2 separate regions of the Homo sapiens genome follow, and region 2 is linked to region 1. The links are chromatin contacts, found by Hi-C in ENCODE. All regions are on one chromosome and are shown on one strand. Each heading gives the region's core, a stretch centred on a gene start or an enhancer-like site at or near the end of the contact. The rest is flanking DNA. Distances are from core to core; before and after follow the strand shown. Region 1 overlaps LOC105378519 (a long non-coding RNA gene). Region 2 overlaps TACC2 (transforming acidic coiled-coil containing protein 2).

Evidence for each region. Hi-C counts contacts between places; a loop is a spot of excess contacts on that map. Pooled maps may share reads with other maps.
Region 2: a map of prostate gland shows a loop between it and region 1 (3-fold over the local background). The contact joins two enhancer-like sites. A Hi-C loop is called at or near these places in 2 of 168 maps with a recorded cell type or tissue (IMR-90 and prostate gland) and 9 of 50 pooled maps.

The regions. Positions count from the first base shown.
Region 1 is chr10:120,944,722-120,950,608 of GRCh38, reverse strand. The region is part of intron 2 of LOC105378519 (a long non-coding RNA gene); the gene reads left to right. Among named protein-coding and RNA genes, the nearest start is that of WDR11, 96 kb to the right of the region's middle. Within about 2 kb of position 4,429, at least 8 of the 41 ENCODE cell types and tissues checked have a DNase peak (open chromatin) inside an H3K27ac peak, as active enhancers do.
Region 2 is chr10:122,114,389-122,120,529 of GRCh38, reverse strand. All of the region lies in intron 5 of TACC2 (transforming acidic coiled-coil containing protein 2), which reads right to left. Among named protein-coding and RNA genes, the nearest start is that of TACC2, 130 kb to the right of the region's middle. Within about 2 kb of position 3,955, at least 5 of the 41 ENCODE cell types and tissues checked have a DNase peak (open chromatin) inside an H3K27ac peak, as active enhancers do.

The DNA.
Region 1 (5,887 bases), core at 3,180-5,679:
AAATTCTGATTTTACACCGTTAATTGGCATTTTCAAAACACCAAGCGCCCAGTTTGAAGTCTACAAATAAAACACAAACCCAGATGTTGCAGTTTACACTTGCATGCATTTAACACTTCATAAGTAGTTCATTAAACTGATAACACTTTAAACACTAACACTGGCTCTTTCAGACTCCCTCGGCTTGTAATTGTCCTGAGGCACCGAGTGAACCCTTCCTAGTCTGGGAACCACAGGAATTTACATTCTTGACGTGTGTCTCTTAATTATCGACACTCCGGGGTCCCTGGCTGACTCAGGGAGGGCCGGCTCGGGTCTGCACGCCCCAGTGACCGCGCAGAGGGACAAGCCGGAGGGCCGGTGGGCCAGGGACACCGAGCAGGGACACAGCCTTGGGACGCACGCAGGGCAGACGTCAGACACGGAACGGAGCGAGCTGGAGCCTCCCCACGTCCTCAAGCACCGCGGCTGGGTTTCCGCTGAGCCTCTTGGGTTTACTAAGCAGCTTCTTTCTGACTAGAACAGTTTTCCAGCAGTGCCTCTCCCCATGTTTAACGGCCTTGGAATGAATGTTCACCTCCCTCTTGCCTTTCCTTCCAAGGATGGCATTCCCGGCTGCCCAAGTTCTCTCTAGAAAATGGGAGACCTTGGCTTGGCGTGGGTCCCATCTCCAGGGAATAAGCCTCTAGGCCCTGGGGTGACTAGTATCGGACAGGCAGCGGAGGCCCTGGGTGTCCTCCTGTCCACTCACAGGACAGGCGCAGAACAAGGGAAGGGAAGGGTTGCTAACGGTGTGCCAGGCACCGTGCGCAGCTCCGCAAGCGTTTCGGTCAGTTCCACCACACGCAGATGCCGCAAGTACAGGGCGGACCTCGTCCCTGCTGCGGAGATGAGTCCAGGTCGCCTTGCCCGAGCTCACGCGGCTGCAGACGATGCGTCCCGCGGTGCCGACTGGGCGCGGGGCACTGTGCTTAGGAGCCCTGTGCTGCCCCATCTCCGTCAATCCTACCAACTGGTCGGGACCTTTATCATCCCCATTTTGCAAAAGAGAGAATGATGGTAGAAAGGAAGGAGGAATTGGGACTCAAGTCCGCCTGGCTGCCTTCTGACAGCGGGCTTGGCCTCTGAACTACAGCCTCCTCTGCAGACACAGGGTGTGCAAGGCGAGTTAGAGGGTCTCAAAGCCTGGGCCCAGAGATTTCACCCCAGGGGATGGAGAACCCGCTCTGTTCGCCCCTGTAGCCGGATCCGGACCCGGGGCGCCCTGCGCTCCCACGCCTCCCGCCCTAGGCATGATCCCCAGCCCCACGCAACTGATGCGGAAGGGATGGGTGACTGAGCGGCTGCTGATTGATTAACCTAGCTGGGCTGCAGCGAGGCCCGAGGAGGCCCGCAAGCTTCCTTCCCAGGCAGAGAGCCCCGCGGTCCCTCGGAGCCGGGAACCGTAGCCCGAACCCCTGCTCCGAGCCTGGAGTCCGGAGCTCGAGCCGAGAGCGCGAGCGGGAGCCGGACGTGCAGGGGCTCCGCGGCCGGGTGCACAGCGCCATCGCGTGGCCAGCTCGGGGCCGCGGCTCCCTCCCTGTAGAGGCGGCGATGGGCGGGACCACTGCGTCCCTTTAGGATCATCCCCTTATCTAATTAAACTAAAGAGCTGCACAGCAAAAGAAACTACCATCAGAGTGAACAGTCAACCTACAGAATGGGAGAAAATTTTTGCAACCTACTCATCTGACAAAGGGCTAATATCCAGAATCTACAATGAACAACAAATTTACAAGAAAAAAACAACCCCATCAAAAAGTGGGCGAAGGATATGAACAGACACTTCTCAAAAGAAGACATTTTTGCAGCCAGAAAACACATGAAAAAATGCTCATCATCACTGGTCATCAGAGAAATGCAAATCAAAACCACAGTGAGATACCATCTCACACCGGTTAGAATGGCGATCATTAAAAAGTCAGGAAACAACAGGTGCTGGAGAGGATGTGGAAAAATAGGAACACTTTTACACTGTTGGTGGGACTGTAAACTAGTTCAACCATTGTGGAAGTCAGTGTGGCGATTCCTCAGGGATCTAGAACTAGAAATACCATTTGACCCAGCCATCCCATTACTGGGTATATACCCAAAGGATTATAAATCATGCAGCTATAAAGACACATGCACACGTATATTTATAGCGGCACTATTCACAATAGCAAAGACTTGGAACCAACCTAAATGTCCAACAACGATAGGCTGGATTAAGAAAATGTGGCACATATACACCATGGAATACTATGCAGTCATAAAAAATGATGAGTTCATGTCCTTTGTAGGGACATGGATGAAACTGGAAACCATCATTCTCAGCAAAATATCACAAGGACGAAAAAACCAAACACCGCATGTTCTCACTCATAGGTGGGAATTGAACAATGAGAACACACGGACACAGGAAGGGGAACATTACACACTGGGGACTGTTGTGGGGTGGGGGGAGGGGGGAGGGATAGCATTAGGAGATATACCTAATGCTAAATGATGAGTTAATGGGTGCAGCACACCAACATGGCACATGTATACATATGTAACAAACCTGCACGTTGTGCACATGTACCCTAAAACTTCAAGTATAATATAAAAAAAAAAAAAGGATCATCCCCTTATCTCCAGCTCTGGTCTCCGGAGGCCCGTGTGGCTGGAGCAAAAAAGGCAATGGGCCGGTGGAGTCTTGTTTAGTGGGGACGCCGTGGTCAGCTCTGAGCTGTTCCTACTGTTCTTAGTGGAGGTAGCAAGACCCCCGTCTCTCCTGGTGGGTAGTGTGGATGTCGCACAGACAGAAGCTCAGGTGGCAAAGGGTCGTGGAAACTTCTGCACCTTCCAGAATACGTGGGTCCATGGACGTGGACCCACGGCCACGTTAAGGCTCATGTTCATTTGTTCAGTTCACTTATTTAATTCATTTGTTCAGTGGTTCCTTCATTAATTCAGTCAATAATATTGTCTTGAGCACTTACTGTGTGCCAGAACCCAAGGTCGGGGCTAAGGATAGAAAAGAGAACTCGGGAGGCTGAAGCAGGAGAATCGCTTGAACCCGGGAGGCGGAGGTTGCAGTGAGCCGAGATCACCACTGCACTCCAGCCTGGGTGACAGAGTGAGAGTCTCCGTCTCAAAAATAGAAAAAAAAAAGAAAGAAAGAAAGAAAGAAAAAGTAACAGAAAAGATGGCTTACAGTCTTTCTTGCCAGTCTCATGAGGCCAGAATATTTGAAAAAAGCATAAATTAAGATACACAGGATTATGAAACAAACCGATTATACTGTCATGCAGTTATCAAAATATTTTTAAGTGGTGCTATACTCGTATATGTTCTTCGTTGATAGAGGATGTAACAGGATCTACAGACCAATCTATTAACTACAGTCATTTCAAAATAGTGATTAGCCCAGCTGATATTTTGAGATAACTGCATCAACTACGACGTGATAGAAAAACAGCTGTGATTTCTGTTGGAGACAAAGTCACAGACACTGCTAATACACTGTGGCTTGTTGCCGATTTTCATAATTGAGTAAATTGTTAAATCTCAGACAGTGAAAATAATGATATAAATATTTTCCTGTCCAAGTTCATAGACCCCCCTCCTCCAGATTTTATTCACAGACTCCTCGATTAAAAAGCCAGATCGGTGAGCAGAAATAAACAGGGTGAGTGTGGACAGTGATGAGCACTTGGAGGAAATCAACAGGGAGAGAGACTAACGATAAAATCAGAAGGGAGGCCCTGTGTGGGATGCAATGGTCGGGAAACGCCTGGATGAGACCACAGTTCACTCTAAAAGCCCCATACAGAGGTCGGAAACAGCTACCAGGGACTCTGATTTAGCCTGTAAATCTGCACAGTCTTCTTGAACATTTAGATCTGGTGTTCAGGACTGGACTCGGCTTTTGACCACAAGGCCTCCCAATCCGGGAAGTCCAGGTCAGCCTCGTGGACATCCAGAGATTTCATCCCAGGGCACTGAAAGTGAAATCTCTGCCTGGGCCCTGAAGCCACTTGATTTTGCAACTTTACCACCTAAACTTTCCTGGGTCACTCTTGGGGCAACCCATCCAGGGCAAGGGTAGTTTGCATGGCAAATGGAACTTTCCAAAGTTTAACTTGAAAAAGATGGTCGGCATCGGTGTCCTATTTAGAAACCAGGCTCCTTCCAGCCTGGGGATCCCCTGAACCTTCCAGATCTTTATCCAACTTTCATTCAAGCTGTGATTCCCCGGTGCCCCTTCTAAGCCAGCAGCTGTGTGACATCTCTGTTCTCATCCACCCATTTCCAGGCAGCAGCGTGTTGGGGGTGGTTAGGGAGTGTAGTGCTGGGTCACAGGCAGCCTTTGTAACTGCATATGAACCAGTGTGGCAAGCTTGCAGGATGATGTCAGAGCTGGCACCGGCAAAGAACAACTTTGTTGACAAGAAGATTAATTAGACAAATGTAGTGCCCATCAGTTATTGCCACCGCCTCCTCGGGGGTCAGCTCTAGTCAGGCCTTTGCTAGAGATTTTTTTTTTCATCTTTTTAGAGAAAGCTTAATCTCCTAACAAGGCAGCCAAGAAACAGTTCATGGCGTGCCAGAAGAGCAAGTGCATACAAGCATGTTCTGAAGTGAGGGTGCCTGCACACCGCCAGGCTGCAGGGCTGGGGCTGGCCCAGGCTTGGAGCCAACTGGGCCTCTTCCTTCTACCTGTACAGACCCAGCCCCAGGAAGCGTGTTGAGCCCCGAATCCTTCCTCACAAGAGAAGACACCCATTTGTGAGCTCTCTTGGCCTCTCTTCCTCTCTTTCCTGGGAGAGCTGCCCCTTTCATGGAGGGGCGGGCAGACAGCCATGCAGGGTCTTCAGAGCTCGGAGGCTTCCGCCACCTACACCTTCCCTCTTTATCCAAAAGGCACCTGCCCCATTGTCCCATTGTGGGAAGAGGCAATGAATGAATTGCTGAGTGGTAGCGGCCTTATTCATCATTCATCAAATACTCAGTAGGTTTATGGGCATATTATATCCCAGCAACACTGCAGTAAAGGAATGATTCCCATGTATCAGGCCCTGGCCCTGGGGAAGGGGTTATATTCTAGAGGGGGAGGCATGGCAATGAGTAAAATAAATACTCCAAGAAGCTCATCTGCACCAGTGGTAAAGGCCAAGAAGGAGCTAGGAGAGGGGATGTGGTGTTGAGGGCCGGGAGATGGCAGCCATTTTGGAAAAGGTGCCCCTGAGGAGGTGAAATTGAATTGAAACTTGAGGAGGGAGAGAATCTGTGGGGAAGAGCTGACTTCCTGTTGGCTGCAGGGGACAGGAAACTGAGAGTGCCAAGGGAGGGGATGTTCTGTGGATATCTGTTGACTGCATGAATAAAACAAAATGTTTCCAAGCTGTGCTTCTCACACTTTAGTGTTGTGTTAGAATCCTTGGGAAGGAGGGTCTTGTTAAAACATAGATGTCCAGCTCCACTGATTCAGAAGGGCTGGTGCAGGGCCCAGAGAGCTGCATTTTAACAGCCCCCGCCTCCAGGCAGCCCTCCCAGTCCCTCCTGGAGCCCCATCTCCAGGCAGGCGCTCAGCCCTGGATTGCAGCCCTGTCTGTCTGTCAGGCCTACCTGAGGTTTCAGAAAGGCCTCACAGTCAGGCTCCCAGGGGCCCAAAGCCAGTGTGGCTTCAGTGGGACCAACCTGACAGCTCCTTATAACTCTAAGGCCTCCACCTCCCACTGGCCAGCAAGGAGCCCTGGTGGGCAGGGGTGGGGCCTGCTCTGTCTCATCAGGCTATGCCCTATCTAGGGCAAGGGGTCCCTGGGGCTGGGGATGGGCTTCCCCTGGATCCTGTACCCTGCCTTTTAGAGTCACGGATACCTGG
Region 2 (6,141 bases), core at 2,706-5,205, 1.2 Mb before region 1:
TGGCGTGCTGAGAGCCAAGTGGGTGCTGCCTCCCTAGGAAGAGGGTGTGCGCAACCAGCCAGGGCACCCGCGGTGGCTCTAACCACCAGGGGGTGGGGGCATAAGACCCTTCCCCTCCCAGGGCTGCGGGTGCCTCTTCCACCTAATGAGGGTTTCGACTATTCTCTCTAGGGTACCCTCCAGCCCAAACAATTTTCTGATCTGAAACCCAGGGTCTCCTGGCTGAGAAAGGTCAGCTTGGAGGAGGCTGTGAGCAGTGCCCACGTTGGCCCAACCCCTAGGCCAGGCGGGGGAGCAGGGCAGCTTCTGGTTGGGAGTTAAGGACGGGAGGCAGGGGGTGACCTGCTGACTCACAGCTCCAGCTCCCCAGGAGACCTTACTGTGAGGACGGGCGAGTTGCAGGACGGAGGGGGAACCTTCTCCTCATACACAATTTAATCACCTCTTAAAATTGGACTACTGTTGTTTCCGCATCCTTTGGGATTAATGAGCCCAAGGACCGAATTTTACGGCAAGCTCAAAGGAGAGGAAATTACTCCGGGAGGACAAGGCAGGGAGCCGGCAGCCAATGTTCTTCCTTTTTTTCTTTTTCTTTTTTTTTTTTTTCTTTTGAGAAGGAGTCTCACTCTGTTGCCCAGGCCAGAGTACAGCAGCGCGATCTTGACTCACTGCAACCTCTGCCTCCCGGGTTTAAGCAATTCTCCTGCGTCAGCCTCCCGAGTAGCTGAGATGACGGGTGCATACCACCACACCCAGTCCAGCTAACATTTATATTTTCAGTAGGAACAGGGTTTTGCCATGTTGGCCAGGCTGGTCTTGAACTCCTGACCTTTGGTGATCCACCCGTCTTGGCCTCCCAACATGCTGGGATTACAGGAGTGAGCCACGATACCCAGCCTGATGTTCTTCTCAAAAGATGACAAATAAACTCAGCCAGATGCTGGGAGAAGCTATACAGTCAGGTGAGTGAAAGTGTAGCTGTCCTCCTGATCAAAACAGCACAAAGCCAGCTGAACGGACCAGCCCCTCTGGGATCAAGATCTCAGCTGAGGATGCCCAAAGCCAGTGCACCAAATCCACAGGTGCGCTGACTCACCAGAACACTGGGCACAGAAATCACATGGAGGGTCCAGGGGCTTAGGTGGGCAGGGGCAGCAAGTATAGTACAAAGAGCACAGACTCTGGACATAGATCTGAGCCTGAATCCAGCTCTGCCACTTACTCGCCATTTATAAGCCCTAGGCAAGTTCATTAACCTCTTTGAGCTTCAGTTTCTGAACCTGTAAAATGGAGATAAATGCATTACTTGAAAGACTGTTAAAAGAAATAAGAGGAAAAAATATATGTAGAAATAGAAAGTCTAATAGTGTTACCAGGGTCTGGGGAGAGAAGGGAAGAAGGGAAATTGTTGTTTAATGGATACAGTCGTTCAGATTGGCAAGATGAGTAAGTTCTGGAGATGTTTCACAATAATATGAATATACTTACCACCAAACTGTACACTTAAAAATGGTTATGATGGTACATCTTATGTGGTTTGTTTAATCACAATTTAAAAAACATGTAAAGCATAGCATCATCTCACTACAGGTCCTCAATACACAGTATGGGTTCATGGAAAATAGCACTAACAGAATGATATTAATAGCCTCTGCCACCAGATCTGTCTAGCTAACACTTAATTCAGGCCACAATCAGCTTCCTCTCTAACTTTTTCAGGCTGAGAACAGGCCACTCAGCCCACAAACAACAAACTGAAGTCTCAACAAATGCCACCAGTATTCTTATATAGATGAGGCAAAATTTTAGTTGGTGTTTAAAAAAATGTCACTCAGTCCTCAGCATCTTAGCAGAGTTACAGATTTTCCCTGATTCCAAAACCACACAAGCAGCAAAATTACCTCCATTTCCTCTCCCTGCAATGCAACCAGGTCTAGACCCTGAACAAAAAGCAAAGCCTTAGAGCCTATAGTTCAAGAGAGGAGACGATTCATTAACTGATTCAACAAGAACTGACGAAAATCTGTTCTGCCAAACACAATACAAGGTACTGAGGATGCAGAGAGCAATGACGCAGGGGTTGTTAGCCGTCAGAGAGAGACCTTGGCACACGGCTGACCACAAGACAACCTGGGAGTTCCAGAATGCAGAGTCCTGGGCCAGCTAAGTTGCTGGGATGAACCAGTTTCAGTCAAGGTAAGAAAGGTAACGTCCAGGCTGGGCGCGGTGGCTCACACCTGTAATCCCAGCACTTTGGGAGGCCGAGGCGGCCGGATGGCCTGAGGTCAGGAGTTCAAGACCAGCCCAGCCAACATGGTGAAACTCCAACTCTACTAAAAATACAAAAATTAGCCGGGCATGGTGGCACATGCCTGTAGTCCCAGCTACTTGGGAGGCTGAAGCAGGAGAACAGTTTGAACCCGGGGAAGCAGGGGTTGCCGTGAGCTGAGATGGCACCACTGCACTCCAGCCCGGACAACAGAGTAAGACTCCATCTCAAAAAAAAAAAAAAAAGAAAAAGAGAAAAACAAAGGTAATGTTCAATCTTTTCCTGTTCTGTGTGAAGCAGGGAGCCAGAAAGTAGGAGCCACAGCAAGCCCAAGGGATGGAGGGAGGGGTGTCCTGGGTATAAAAGGAGGAAGAAAAAAGATCCTATTGATGGCCATATGGCCTAGCTGCTTACTGTCTCTTGTCAATTTAGAATGTGCCCCACTGGGGGAACAGTCATGATATGAAACCAACCCCCCATGCCCTCAAGGAGCTTCAGTGCAAGAATGCTAGCCAGGAGCCTTCTATTCTAAATGATGCAGACACTAGAATAGCTCCTGGACCTCAGAGGACCAAGCGTGGACACAACCACAGAATGACAAGAATTAGCGGGACTGTAAATAACCTGAGATGAGCCAATGGGGCAGCTGCTTTCTCTTTCCATTTATTTCTCCCCAGGTCAGCAGACCTAACAAGAGCCCCATATTCGTGTGTTTGTACTTATTTTCTAGGCAAAATATAAATGAACAATTAAAAGAGAGGGTGGCAGCTGGGTGCGGTGGCTCACACCTGTAATCCCAGCATTTTGGGAGGCCGAGCTGGGCAGATAACTTGACAGCAGGAGTTCGAGACCAGCCTGGGAAACATGGCAAATCCCCGTCTCTACTAAAAATACAAAAAATTAGCCGGGCATGGTGGTGCACACCTGTAGTCCCAGCTGCTGTGGAGCTGAGGCAGGAGAATCACTTGAACCCAGGAGGCAGAGGTTGCAGTGGGCCGAGATCACGCCACTGCACTCCAGCCTGGTGACAGAGCGAGACTCTGTCTCAAAGAAAAAAAAAAAAAAAAAAGATTTCTAAGACCAGAGAGGTTGACCTCTCCCAGGAGCAGAGGAGAAACTGCGGCCCTGAGATTTGAGGGACTTGATTTAATGTTGTGAGCATGCTGATTTTGCTGCTGGTGGCAAAATTTGAATATATATGAAATACTGTAACAAATTTAAATCATTACAATAAAAGTATTAATGATAATAGCAGTCATAAGGGCCACTCACATTGTGAGCACTTCTGTTTGCCAGGTGTTGTGTGAAGGGCTTTGCACTCACTCACTCATGCAGCAAGACGGTCTCAAAAAAAAAAAAGAAAGAAAGGAGAGTGGCAAAGCAAGGTAGGATGAACAAAAAGGAAGCCGAGACAACCAGCTCATGGACGGCAGAGTCAATACACAGCTTCTAAATAAGGAAGAACTGCGTTTCATAGTATGTCTCCTGGTTTGCATTTAAAAACAACACTAATGCACACAGGCTACAGCAGGTGTTAGGAAATTGAGCTCCCCTAAATCAGTACTTTTAATCATAACCAGATGAAAAATATGAACACCACTGACTTTCCATTTGCACAGCCCTTTACAGTTTGTTTATCAAGTATATTCATGTGCATGACTTCACTGGCCTCCCCAGCTTCGAGAGCCAGGTGGGCAGGGATAAGCGGCCCCACCATCCACGAGAAGGAAGGTGACTCAGACAGTTCACAACGTCACGACTTGCTCAAGGTCACACAGCTGGTAAGGGGTAGGGCAAGAACTCCAATATAGGATCTTTGTCTATAAATTCTGGGCTTTCTCAATACTGCCCTTCCCCAACCTAAGGAAAATAAGTCTTGGGGACTTTGCTTTATCTCAATTAGCAGCCATGAATACACTTGCAAAGTGACAGACTGAAACTCTATAACACTGTGGATAGCGGACAGAGGGATGGGGACAGAGCTGACACTCAACACATCTGAAATGACACCTCCATTACAAAGGGTCGGCTGCTCTACATTCCCTGGAGAATTTCACTTGCTCCTCTGTTTTTCAGATGCATTGCTCTGCAAACTTTGGTTTCCCTGGGTCTTCCTTCTCAGGCCTCTCGTTTCTCCTGAATGATTTCATAATCCTCAACATGTTCTGTCATCGCAGGGAGTTGATGTGAACATGATTACTGGGGTTATGAACCAAGGACTGCGACCTCAATAGGGGAGAGGCAGAAAAAAAACACAGCTAGCCACCAAAATGGATTTCACAGACCTTGGTCACAAGGGGATAAATGAGGGCACCCAGCCCTGCAGCCATCTCTATGCTCCTCTAGCCAGCACTAGTTACTGATTTTATTGCCAGCTTCCTAAACCACCTCCTGATCATCTGTGCAAAAGTTGCAAGGACCTGCTAAACCCCAGCTACAGTAAATCCAAGAACGCTTCGCTTTTGGCTATGGAACCAAGTCCTGAAAAAAAAAAATACACCCACACATGCATGTACACATATGCACATACACACACACAGGTGCTCCCCATCAAGCCCTCATTCTCTTCCAGTCTCATCTACGCTTACAGCCCAGAGCTGGGCAAGCCCAGAGACCCTTTCTTTCATCCTCCCAATTAGAACTGTCTCTCATGATTCCTCAAAGCCTGGCAGCATCCTCTATTGAGATGCTATTGGCATTGGGGTGAGGCAATTCTCTGCTGTGCAGGACTCTCACATGAGAGTGACCCTAGCCCTCCCCCACTAGACGCCAATAGCATCCTCCCCAGTCACTGGGACAACCAAAAATATCCTCCTAATAGCAGTTCCCTCCCTAGTCACTGGAACAACCAAAAATATCCTCCCACATTTCCAGACATCCCCTCCTGGGGCATTATCCTTCACCACAAAGCCTGCCCCATATGTGCATGCTCAGGTATCTCACACACACACACACACACACACACACACACACACACACACACACACACTCACCTACCTACCTCCTTGAAGGTGGGGGCTGTGTCATTCAATTCAACCACCATCTACCTCCCAGGCTCTGTGTTACTCTTGTGGCGTGGCATTGTGAACCAGACATATCCTTCCTCAAGCAGTGTCTGTCTCCATAAAAGCATCAAACACAAATAACCAGGATACAAAGCCGAATAAAACCAACGAGGCCGCAGGACTTGGCGCAGAGAACACCAGGGCAAGTGTCTGCGGTCTGGGGTTGGAGTCCTACCTTGATGTGTGGCCCTGGCCAAGACCCTGGACTTCTTTGAGTCTCTCTTTTCGTATCTGTAAAACGAAACCTTGATCTTTAACTTTCCTTCTTGCTAAAATATTTTAAATGTTCAAGCACGTTTCTTGAACATTATTTTTTTAAGAGAGAAAAGAGGACGGCTGGAACGGAGAGACAAGGGGCTAATCCTGTCTAGGTTCCACAGAGGCGGCAGCATTTGACCTGAAGATTTCCATAAGGCAGTTCCATAACACCGGTATATGAATAACTATAATACAAGCAGGTCATATTCCATGATCACACTTCTGAGGCTTGGGATGTAACTTTTGATGAGAGACTAGTGACTCTGGGTAGCTGAGTTGCTGTGGCATTTGCACAAGGAGGGTGGCTGCTGGCCTATTTGCTGCTCCGATTTCCTTCCCGGAGAATTAGTCCCAGGCAGAGCCTGTGAGAAAGAGCCCCGTGGGAATCCACTCACCCGCCTGGCTCAACTGGTCCCATTCTCAGGAGGCCCTCCCGCCTGGCCTGAGAAGGGAAAGCCAGCTGCTCCGGGAGGGAACTCACTGTGCAATTTTCAACAAAACCCTTCCTCTAAGTTCCATCAACTGTCAACCCTAAAAACACTGCTTAAG